3 separate regions of the Homo sapiens genome follow, and all the other regions are linked to region 2. The links are chromatin contacts, found by Hi-C or POLR2A ChIA-PET in ENCODE. All regions are on one chromosome and are shown on one strand. The core of a region is the stretch at or near the end of the contact, and the rest is flanking DNA. Distances in the headings are between cores, read along the strand shown.

Evidence for each region. A loop is a pair of places that touch in the nucleus more often than their neighbours do. ChIA-PET counts read pairs that join two places held with the same protein, here RNA polymerase II (POLR2A). Pooled maps may share reads with other maps.
Region 1: a loop to region 2 is called in a map of heart left ventricle, with 6 times the contacts of the local background. The contact joins the promoter of EGFLAM-AS5 here to the promoter of LIFR in region 2. A Hi-C loop is called at or near these places in 21 of 168 maps with a recorded cell type or tissue (HepG2, IMR-90, PC-3 and 15 more) and 20 of 50 pooled maps. POLR2A ChIA-PET finds 5 or more read pairs at or near these places in 3 of 52 experiments (AG04449, MCF 10A and naive thymus-derived CD8-positive, alpha-beta T cell).
Region 3: a loop to region 2 is called in a map of tibial artery, with 4 times the contacts of the local background. The contact joins the enhancer-like site here to the promoter of LIFR in region 2. A Hi-C loop is called at or near these places in 66 of 168 maps with a recorded cell type or tissue (A673, B cell, CD4-positive, alpha-beta T cell and 41 more), 37 of 37 single-sample maps with no recorded cell type and 46 of 50 pooled maps. POLR2A ChIA-PET finds 5 or more read pairs at or near these places in 6 of 52 experiments (AG04450, HEK293, HepG2 and 3 more).

The regions. Positions count from the first base shown.
Region 1 is chr5:38,466,995-38,470,103 of GRCh38, reverse strand. EGFLAM-AS5 (EGFLAM antisense RNA 5) reads left to right here and starts at 1,738. Exons shown (of 2, transcript NR_199676.1): 1 at 1,738-1,865. RefSeq lists enhancers at 400-1,271, 2,639-3,109.
Region 2 is chr5:38,555,367-38,558,822 of GRCh38, reverse strand. It overlaps LIFR (LIF receptor subunit alpha), which reads left to right and starts at 2,177. Exons shown (of 20, transcript NM_001127671.2): 1 at 2,177-2,489. LIFR-AS1 (LIFR antisense RNA 1) reads right to left here and starts at 2,037. Exons shown (of 9, transcript NR_103554.1): 1 at 1-2,037. It overlaps MIR3650 (microRNA 3650), which reads left to right and starts at 1,262; the gene lies at 1,262-1,321. RefSeq lists enhancers at 1,791-1,900, 1,253-2,036.
Region 3 is chr5:38,449,445-38,452,576 of GRCh38, reverse strand. EGFLAM (EGF like, fibronectin type III and laminin G domains) reads right to left here. Exons shown (of 22, transcript NM_152403.4): 19 at 1,119-1,262. The region is part of intron 1 of EGFLAM-AS5 (EGFLAM antisense RNA 5); the gene reads left to right. Among named protein-coding and RNA genes, the nearest start is that of EGFLAM-AS5, 17 kb to the left of the region's middle. Within about 2 kb of position 1,801, at least 2 of the 41 ENCODE cell types and tissues checked have a DNase peak (open chromatin) inside an H3K27ac peak, as active enhancers do; they include heart right ventricle, where a contact is called at or near this core.

The DNA.
Region 1 (3,109 bases), core at 489-2,988, 88 kb after region 2:
ATAGCTCGTCCTCAGTGAGTGTCAATGAAATGTCAACCGACCTTGTGTGGGCGAGTGCCTGGAGGGGGCAACTACAGTAATCCTTGCGAGGGCCCGCAGGCCATCCGCTCCTCACCCTCCATTCCCCACCCCCAAAGCCTCCCAACCCACTCCCAAGGGCTCCCAGCTTCCAGGCCAGAGGCAGTCACATGGATAAGGCCCCCAGCCTTGGGCACATCCTCTTACCTCTCTAGCCCCGTGTGGAGCTGGAACAGAGATCGCCCAGGCTTCTTTCATTTCTGAGGTGGTGTGAATGTGACCTGGACAAGCAATCGGCTTGTGTTCCACTTTCCACTGTATTAGACAGGGCCCCCCATTTCATTCTGAACCCCCACAGTTGCTCTCTGAACCCCACGTTCAGTGAGAACATGGAATGCTACCGGCAGGGCCGGAAGTCACCACGCACTGAGCCTTGCGACCCCTGCGGCCCCATACCCCTCTCCTCCCACAGCTCTCTCTGCCTCATAGTCCATTTTCTCTGCCTCCGCTTTCTTTTGGCCAATTTCCTAACAGGGCTTTCCTTAGCTAAGCCCCTGGCCTGGTGCCTCTTACTTTTGTTATTAAGTGAGTATAAACGGCAAATTTCTTGAGCCTCCCTGGCCTTCCTTCGAAGAGACATTCCAACTCAAGTCCTCTCCTAGCCAAGTCAGAACTGCAGCCCCTTGGCAGCAGGCTGTTCGGGGAGGTCATAGCCCCGGGCTGGGCCCTGGCTTGTAGGTGAGCAGCTGGGACATCGGGGGAGGCCATGCCACATGCTGGGAAATTTCTATGCCTCTGGACACCATTTGCATCTTGAGCAAAACTGAAAGACAAGATGGATAAATAGAAAAGAAGAGACATCCTCCCAGGGGCTGAGACATAATGTTCTCTCTCCCGTCTTTCCAGGAAATGGCAAGTGCTCCTGGGAGCTACGAACTTTCTAGGACAAAGATGCCTCAGCAAGAGCAAGCGGGAAGAAGAGGAGCGGCAGGGGAGGCCTTTCCCAGCTGCCTTCCCTGTTCTTTCAGCTCGTGGCTTGGCTGGGGCGAGGCAGGGGCCCAGGGGAACACGCTGCTGGGCAGAAATAGCTTGCAACCACTCCCCAGGGTTATGGAGGTTATTTGTGGAGATGAAAGCAAAGGAGGGAAGGGAAAAGAATTTAACCTACACCCAGTTGCCCGTAGAGGGGCCTGAATCCCACCCTGCTGGACTAGCTCTTTAGTTTCTGCTTTCAGATTTGCTCAACCCAGAGTCCCTGCAACAGAAGGCCTTTGAAAGAAGGCAGATTCAGGGCTGTGATGAGAAACTGGCATGCGTTGGCAAGCAGACTCTTGGGACATGGCCTTTGTCCGAATCTCCCTCACTTACACGACTATACTGCAGACGACAGCTAACCCAAGGGAGCCTCAGAATGTCCCTCAACAATGCGGGTGTCCCTGGGCAGACTGCACCTGACCAGAGGTCAGGGTGAGGGCAGAAAAGCTCCACGGGACAGCATCGTGGCTGCGTCCTCGTGATGGGACCATGGGCAAGTCACCCAGTCTTTGTGGCCAGTGTCTGTCTTCCTAAGTCAAATAGGCCATGCCCATCTGCTCCAGCCATCATAGGAGGAGGACTGTTATGAAGATCAAATATGTGAACATTCTTTGACTGTGAGGTTGCGGTGCGGTTACTCACAGGGCCTAGCCCAGAAGCCAGCTGATGCTGTTGCATTGGATTAGTCATTTTGCTGGCCCGAACATAGCCACCTGTAAGCTGGAACTTCCTTACGGCAGCCTGTCACTTCCACGGGACCCACCAGCTTAAATGCCGGCAGCCCTGGGACTTCTGGCCTCACAATGGTTGAGGTAGGGCTGCTTACATTTCCCTTCTCTGTTTAGCGTGTGCCGGATAAGTCCCTAGTTCGGATACCGTCGGACGACCCACATCTCCATGTTGACAAATAACGTGGGAGTGGGCTAAAGCTGTACGACCCCTGATTTCAGATTCTAATTTTGATTCCATGCTGGCAGCTCTCTCCCCACTGCAGGGAGAAAGTGCTGGAGAACGTCGTTCCCGCCTTTGATAAGCTAATCTTACCCCCTTCTCAGCTAAGGGTCTGGGCGGTGGTGGGCACGCCCGGACTGACCCCCAGCTCCAAGGGCAACTACTATGCGTTCCTGGACTGGGCAGGAGCTGGAAGAGGCAGGGAGGAGGTGGGAAGCGGCTCATGCCTTGTCCAGGCTCCTCTCCTAAAGTATTGTCTTTCCGCTTGGAGCTGGAATTCTCTGCCTTTATTTTCTCGGAGCTGGGCCTCTGCAGGCTGCCCCTCGGTCATTCCCTCCCAGGAAGAACGGCCTTCTGGGGTGGGGGTTGCTGTCGGAGCTCAGAGAGGCTGGGGGCCCCCCTACTGCCTATTCTTCCTCCTTTGGGAACTCACAGTGCTAAAAACAAGCTTTCTGAGAACCATATTTTTCTGGGTTAAAGGTGAAAAATGCAGCGTTTCCTCCAAGTGGAAAGCCCTGGGCCTGCCAGCTCCAACTCCGGGCGCTTTTCCGAGCTCCTTCCTCCCACGCAGGGAGGGGGTAGCAGCTCCTGCAGGGCCAGGGGAGGAGGTGGGCAGGGAGGAAGGAGAGGGGGCAGCAGCAGGAAAGCGCCAGTGCCCGTGCCAGCAGGGCAGTCTGTGTGTGGACACCAGCCGGCCTGTTTGTGTTGGAGGGCCGGGAGAAGGGAGCAGGACTGGGTCAGGAAATGAAAGACAAATACCAGGGTGGGAGAGTGGCACGGCCTTCAGAGCGGCGGGCAGGCCGGGGCAGCTGCCTGGGCAGCCGCAGAAGGGGGACACAGAAGACCCCCACAGACCTTCCTGAGAGAAATCCTGAGGTGGGGCCTCCAGGAACATGCAGGGTTATGGGAGGCCATCTTAATAGGAAAAGCAAGGACATCCTCACCCCACACCCGGTCACCCTTGCTTCGAACATGTGGGAGGTTCCGGGGAATTTCCTCAGACCCTGATTGTGGGAGAAAAGCTTTTCAGGATCCCGTGCCCCACTCCATCCTTCCTCCCTAGGACAGGGACTGCTGTTAGCCTCTGAGCTCCCTGGCGACACCC
Region 2 (3,456 bases), core at 928-3,427:
GTTTTCCCGTGTTGTTCTCGTGATAGTAACTGAATTCTCACGCGATCTGACGGTTTTGTGTTTGGCAAGTTCCTCCGCTCACAATTCTTTCCGCTTCCTTGTGAAGAAGGTACTTGCTTCTCCTTCCACCACGATTGTTAAGTTTCCTGAGGTCTCCCCAGCCATGTGGAACTGTGAGTCAATTAAACCTCTTTCCTTTATAAATTACCCAGTCTCGCGCAGTTCTTTATAGCAGTGTGAGAACGGACTAATACACAGTATTTGCTTTTTCTTTAAGAGGACCACCCAAATTGCATAAATTGCAGGCCCCACAAAACCTGCATTACCCCCTAAGTGTGAGAATAGTACCTATTTCACAGGTGTGCTGTGAGGATTAAGAGGTAATGGACACATGGTGTGTATCAGGTGGATGTTAGCCATTATCACTACTCTGAATCTCCATCTTTCTATTATAGCAAGGCCACAGAAATGAGCATTTTATGTAATATTCTTAAAACTAAATTCTTCTCATGGAATGGGATTTTTCAACCCCAGGCAACAGGGCCACATCATGTTTTTCTTGGGCTCTAGGCCTTTTTGCCTTCGTTGAGCCCCTTACTCCATTAAAATATATATACATATACACACACACATATATACATACATTTTAAGATTGTATTAGCACAAAAACAAATATATTAATATATATTAAAATACTTTCTTAAACCTAAATTTTTTTTCCTTCTGATTTGAAAAGAAATTAAAATATTTTTTGTGGGCCTCTAAAAATATTGTGGACCTTAGGCACTGTGCCTAATGGAAAAGACAGTGACAGGATTGTGCAATATGAATAATGATAAATTTCCCAAACCATCAAGGACTCAAGAATAAGGGTAAACATCTTAAATGGGGTTGGTTTCGAGTACTTATAATAGAAAAATGTTATCCAAACAAGGTCTTAGGGGTAACAGGAGGCGTTTTTAGTGTTCAAAATACGCACATGGATGGAGTTGGCCATTAGGACGCTAATAGCGACCGTATCTAGCTGTGAAATACATATTTTTGTTTTGGGAGTCTACTTTTCAGTAAATGTCCTTTCAGGTGTTTTGTTGCCCATTTAATTACATGATCAACAAGGAAGAGTTATTTTACAAAACAAGCTTCATTTTGCCAATTTATAAATTGCTTTGGAGTTTCATCGAAAGGTCTTTAAAAAACACGTTGGCCTTGGTGCTGGTGCATCACATAAATCACAGATGAAACAAACAAGCCTGTTTCCTACTCAAGGTGTGTCTGTAGAGTCCTGACTGCGTGCCAGGGGCTCTGTCTGGCACATTTCTGAACTTTGCAAAATTAATTGTGCCGAAGAGAACACCATCAAACGCGTCCGGCATACAGCGTAAACATCTTCAGACCGTGATTCTGCGCCATCAAACGCTCTCCAGCTAATTTCATTTGGTGATTACTCTGCTAGAAAACCGAGGCCAAGTGAAACTGCGGAAATGGGAACAATGTACGGAGGAAAAATCTCACCCCATTAAGAGATCCGTTTCTTCTCCGCACAAATAAGCCCACCCCGCCTCCGAGGCAAGACTAGATGGCTCCAGGATACTCTCGGCGCGCCCGCTGGCCATCTCGGGCAGGGGAGCCCCACACCCGGCAGGAGGACCAGGACGCGAGCGGCGGCGCCTCGGCCCTGGGCTGTTTAGGTAATTCGCAAAGTCCCAACAATCATCCCCCTCTCCCAGAAGCTGGTTTTCTTGTGTGCAGTGGTTACAGAGGCGGCGAAAACACGGTTCCCCGCTTTCCTCTCCTCAAGGCACTGTTTGCAGCGGCAGCAGCGGCCGCATTCGGGGAGGCGCGGTCCTCCCCGCAGAGCCGTCGCGCACTCGGCCTTTCTCGAGGATTTGCCTGGGCTCGGCCGCCTCGCTCTCCCCTGCGCTTCCATGACCTTCTGAGAGCGGCCTCACCACCGGAGGCTCGGAGGAAGCACCACCCTCGGCGTCCGGGGCCCGTCGCGCGGCCGCGTTCCTCCGACTCCTTGGAGCACCCGCGCGCGCGGGCGCGCGGCCGGGGATCGGCGGGGGCGCGCGGGTTGGGGCGGGGCCGGGGCCGGGGGCAGGGGCGGGTCAGGGGCGGGGCCGGGCCCGCTGCGCCCCCAGCCGAGCGGCGTGCAGGCGCCGCCCCCGCGCGCCGCAGTCCCGGCTGGAGCGACTCGGCCGTGGCGGTGGCCGTTACCGTTGCCTCTGGGAGGCTCTGGCGGCGGCGGCGGCCCGCGGGGTTCGCGGAGCGCAGCGGGCCGCCCTTCGCCCGTGGCCGCCTCAAGCAGCCTCGCGCCGACACAGGGGAGGCGAGACGGCGGCTGCGGAGGCGGCGGCGCATTGTGCCCGGCCCCCTCCTTGGCGGCTCCTGCCCCCGGGCGGCTGTGGGATCTGGGCAGCCCCGGGGCGGCGGCCGAGGCTACAGAGCCGGCGGCAGGGGATGGCAAGATAGCGGCGCGGGAGCGTACCGTGAGTCCTGGGGGCGGGTGGGCGCGGCGCGGAGCAGGGGAGCCGCGGAGCCCCGAGCGGGGTCCCCAGGGGCGGCCCGGGCGGGGTGGGGCAGCGCTCCCAGCTCTGCGGAGCGTCCTAGGGGAGTGACCCCGGAGAGCGCCGCTCCGGGTCCCGCCGCTCTCCGCGCGCCCTTGGGTCACCCTCGTGTCCTGGGGGACGCGGACTCCAGCGCCCAGAACTTCTGCCCCACGCAGGGCAGTGAGTTCTGAGGCCAGAGGTTACCTGGGGGATGGGAGGGAGCTTGAAATGTTTTTCCTTCGGAGAGGTGACCTGCCAGGTGATTTCGTGCCCCTCTGCTTCAACTCCCCTTTAAACCTGTTCCTCGTCCTTTCTGTATCCGTAGTGCATTTGACTTACCTGTATTTTTATGTGCTAACTTCCGAAGGTGGTGTACTGGTTAAACCCAAAGTTAAAGTGTTGGAGGTCAAAGTTAGGCTTTGTGAAAGATGCCATTTCTGTTATGTTGTGTAAAAGCACAAAGCTGGATTCAGGAGTTCTGAGCGACACAAAACTGCACATCACGTGTTCTGAATTTACATGATTAATCTGAATTAATGTGATTTTTGCCCCCCACCCCCCACATTCCGCTACCAAAAATATATGAGGTCTTTTATTTGCAGTTGGGTATCTTTGTGTTCCTTTTTGAATGTTTAATGCAGTCAAATATTGTTATAACCTGTATTGTTATTGAGTGGCATTTATATGGAAATCGGTTCTTTGCATTTCTTTTTATGTGTCTTTAAAAGATACATTCTTTCAACAGAAAAGTTTCAGTTTAAAGTTTGTCTTCCGATTCCTGTTCAGTTTCAGATTAGTTTTTAATTTTAAAAAGTATTTGCTTGAAGTAAGATTAATGTGATATAGTAGTATCGTTTAGGCAGGGGTCCAGAAATGGTACAGAAATTAAATTTAAGGCAAACCTTTC
Region 3 (3,132 bases), core at 552-3,051, 110 kb after region 2:
CTGAGTACTCACTTCTATGCTTGGCCTTTGTGCTTGGCAGTATCCAAGTCTTCTTTCTGCCCCTTCCTAATTTATGAGTAGGGAACATGCAGCAGTAACACACTAGAACAAGGGCACAGAATTGTTCCTCACAGGGCTAGACGGTCAATTCCTAAGGCTCTGCCATGCAGTTCCTATTGAAGCTACTCAAGTGTGCCATTGTAGCATGAACATGGCCACAGGCAATATATAAATGAGAGAGTACAAGCCAGGCACAGTGATTCATGCCTGTAATCCCAGCACTTTGGGAGGCCGAAGCGGGTGGATCACCTGAGGTCAGGGTTTGAGACCAGCCTGGCCAACATGGTGAAACCCCGTCTGTACAAAAAATACAAAAAGCCAGACATGGTGGCACGTGCTATAATCCCAGCTACTAGGGAGGCAGAGGTAAGAGAATCACTTGAACCCAGAAGGCAGAGGTTGCAGTGAGCCGAGATTGCGCCACTGCACTCTGGCCTGGGCGACAACAGCAAGACCCTGTCTCAAAAAAAAAAAAAAAAAGTCCTGTTGGAATACTGCTGTACTCTTTTTTTTTTTTTTTTTTTTGAGATGGAGTCTTGCTCTGTCACCCAGGCTGGAGTGCAGTAGCGCGATCTCAGCTCACTGCAACATCTGCCTCATGGGTTCAAGCCATTTTCCTGCCTCAGCCTCCCTAGTAGCTGGGATTACAGGTGCCTGCCACCACACCCGGCTAATTTTTGTATTTTTTAGTAGAGATGGGGTTTCTCCATGTTGCTCAGGCTGGTCTCAAACTCCTGATCTTAAATGATCTGCCCACCTCGGCCTCCCGAAGTGCTAGGATTACAGGCGTGAGCCACTGTGCCCGGCCCCAGCAAGACTTTATTTACAAAAAAGAGTGGTGGGTCAGATTTGGCCTGCAGGCCATAGTTTGCTGACTGCTGCTCTATAAGATGAATGTTGGAAAGAAAGACCAGGAGCTTCCAATAAGCCTTGAAGCTTCAGGCTTCAGCCAATTCCAGCAGACTGTGTTCTGGCTCCCTTCTGAATCACTCTGGCATGATCTGCAATGTCTGAGAAAATCGCAAGGTGCTGCTGAAGGCAGATGGAGAGGGGGTTACCTGAACACGAGGGCTCCATCCCGAAGGCCCAAGGAAATGAAGTCGCTGTTGGGTCTCATGGGGCTGTCTCCCCTCCACAGCAAAAGGCCATCCTTGGCAGTTGTTTTAAACCTCATGAACACATTTGATCTTGATCCTGACACCCTGGAGGAAATACACAAATAAGTCCACCAAATCAACCACCAACATCTGTTTCCGAGTAATTCCAGTTTTGTCTGCCAGCCCTGAGGAACCAGATGTAAGGATAGTCTGGCACTTTCTGACACTTACTTCATTACCACGAGTCGCACCACGGGTCTAAAGGTCTGGACTGCTCACTCAGCAGCAGTCTCTCTCCCCAAGCACTGTGAACCCCACCAGAGAGCATTTGCTGAGTGACAGATTAGCAAGACTATGGCCAATGTCACAGCTTAGGCTGCACCCCCATACACACCTCATTCTTTTCTCTTTCCTGTTTTACTACTCAGGGGCCCCATTCCCCAACAGAAAGTGTGTTTCCTAATTACCAAGAGGTTCAAATTGGCAGCCACTCTGGGCTAGGACCACGGCTGTGGATGGCCAGCTCTGGCCGGTGACTGTCCTTGGGGACAAGGTCTAGACAGGGAAAATACCCAAGCGATGGCGTCTCAGACAAAGGAACAAGGCCTGATAGTGAATGGTCTGGAGTGGTGTTGAGGCAGAGCCAGGGTGGAGAAGAACAGGAAGCTTCGAGGAAAGGAGGGGTGCTCAGGCTAGGCCAGCTCCATGCTCTATAGCCACGGCTGGGAATAGGTTCACAGGCTGACATGCTCTTAGCAATGCTTGGGAATAGACTAGTTCAGAAATTCATTCTTATTAGTGTGATCAGTGTTTCATCTTGCACAGAGAAAAGAGGAAGGCTGAGGTCCTTGAATCAAGGGTGAGATAGGAGGAAACATAATTTAACATTGCTACTAGCATAATGTCATTGGAAAAGTTTCTTTGTCCATTCTCTAGTCACTTGAGCCATCCCTCTGTCTGTCTCACACACCTGGGTCTGTGTCTGCAGTGTCCTCAATCGTGAACAGTGGAGGGAACTATTATCTAGGCTTCCCAGAGCCTGAGCTCGTCAGGAAGAGACCAAGTTTGCATTTCCCATGCAGGGCCTCAGAACAGTGAGGGAAGAGCGAGGCCCCCCAGGCCAGGTTCAGCACAATCTAGCACTGACCCATTCCCTAGAGACCTGCTTTGCCCAGATTTTCGCTCAGGTTCCTTCCCTCTCCCATTTGCCTTGGGTATATTGATTGGTTACAAGCCAATCAAGAGGTTCTCATTTCTCTTGCCAGTGATTGGTTTAGGGGCAGGCATGTGGCAGCACAGAAGAGACACAATCATATCCCTTTTGTCCAATGAGATACAATTCTGGGAAGAATTCCTTCTCTTTTAAAAAGAGTCATATGAGAAAAAAAGTCTTTTGGACTTCCACTGGATGTAGTCAGAGTCATCTTATGTGCAGCTTATGGGCAGCTGGGGAGTGGCCTCTGGAGAAGACGCTGAGGACAGCAAGCAAGAAATAGGGATGAGATTGGAATATTTGAGGGTACAGCTGCTTCTCTTAATTAATCAACCCAAGATCCAGTGTAAGTCTGGACTCCTTGTGATATGAAATAGTAAATATCCCTCATGGGTAAGGCATTTTAAGCTGAACTTTCTGTTACTTGGCACCAAAGATATCTGACTGAAATAGACCCTGAACTTGACTTTTACCTGCAGCCTCACACACATGCATTTATACTTTCATATACATACACACACACACACACACATGCATGCGCACACACACATACACACACACTATGGCCCTTGAGGTAGCTGTGGTTTTGGGCCTCATGTCTCCTGCTCTCATCAAGCCCCTCTACTCCCCCAAACCACCTAGTGGTCTCTCACTAACCCCCAGAGACTGAAGGCTTGGGCCCCTTTCACGCTGTCACTGCTTTCTAGGGACTGAATGACCTTCCATCTTTGGAGAGAAAGGGCTGAAGAAGGAGGACGGTCT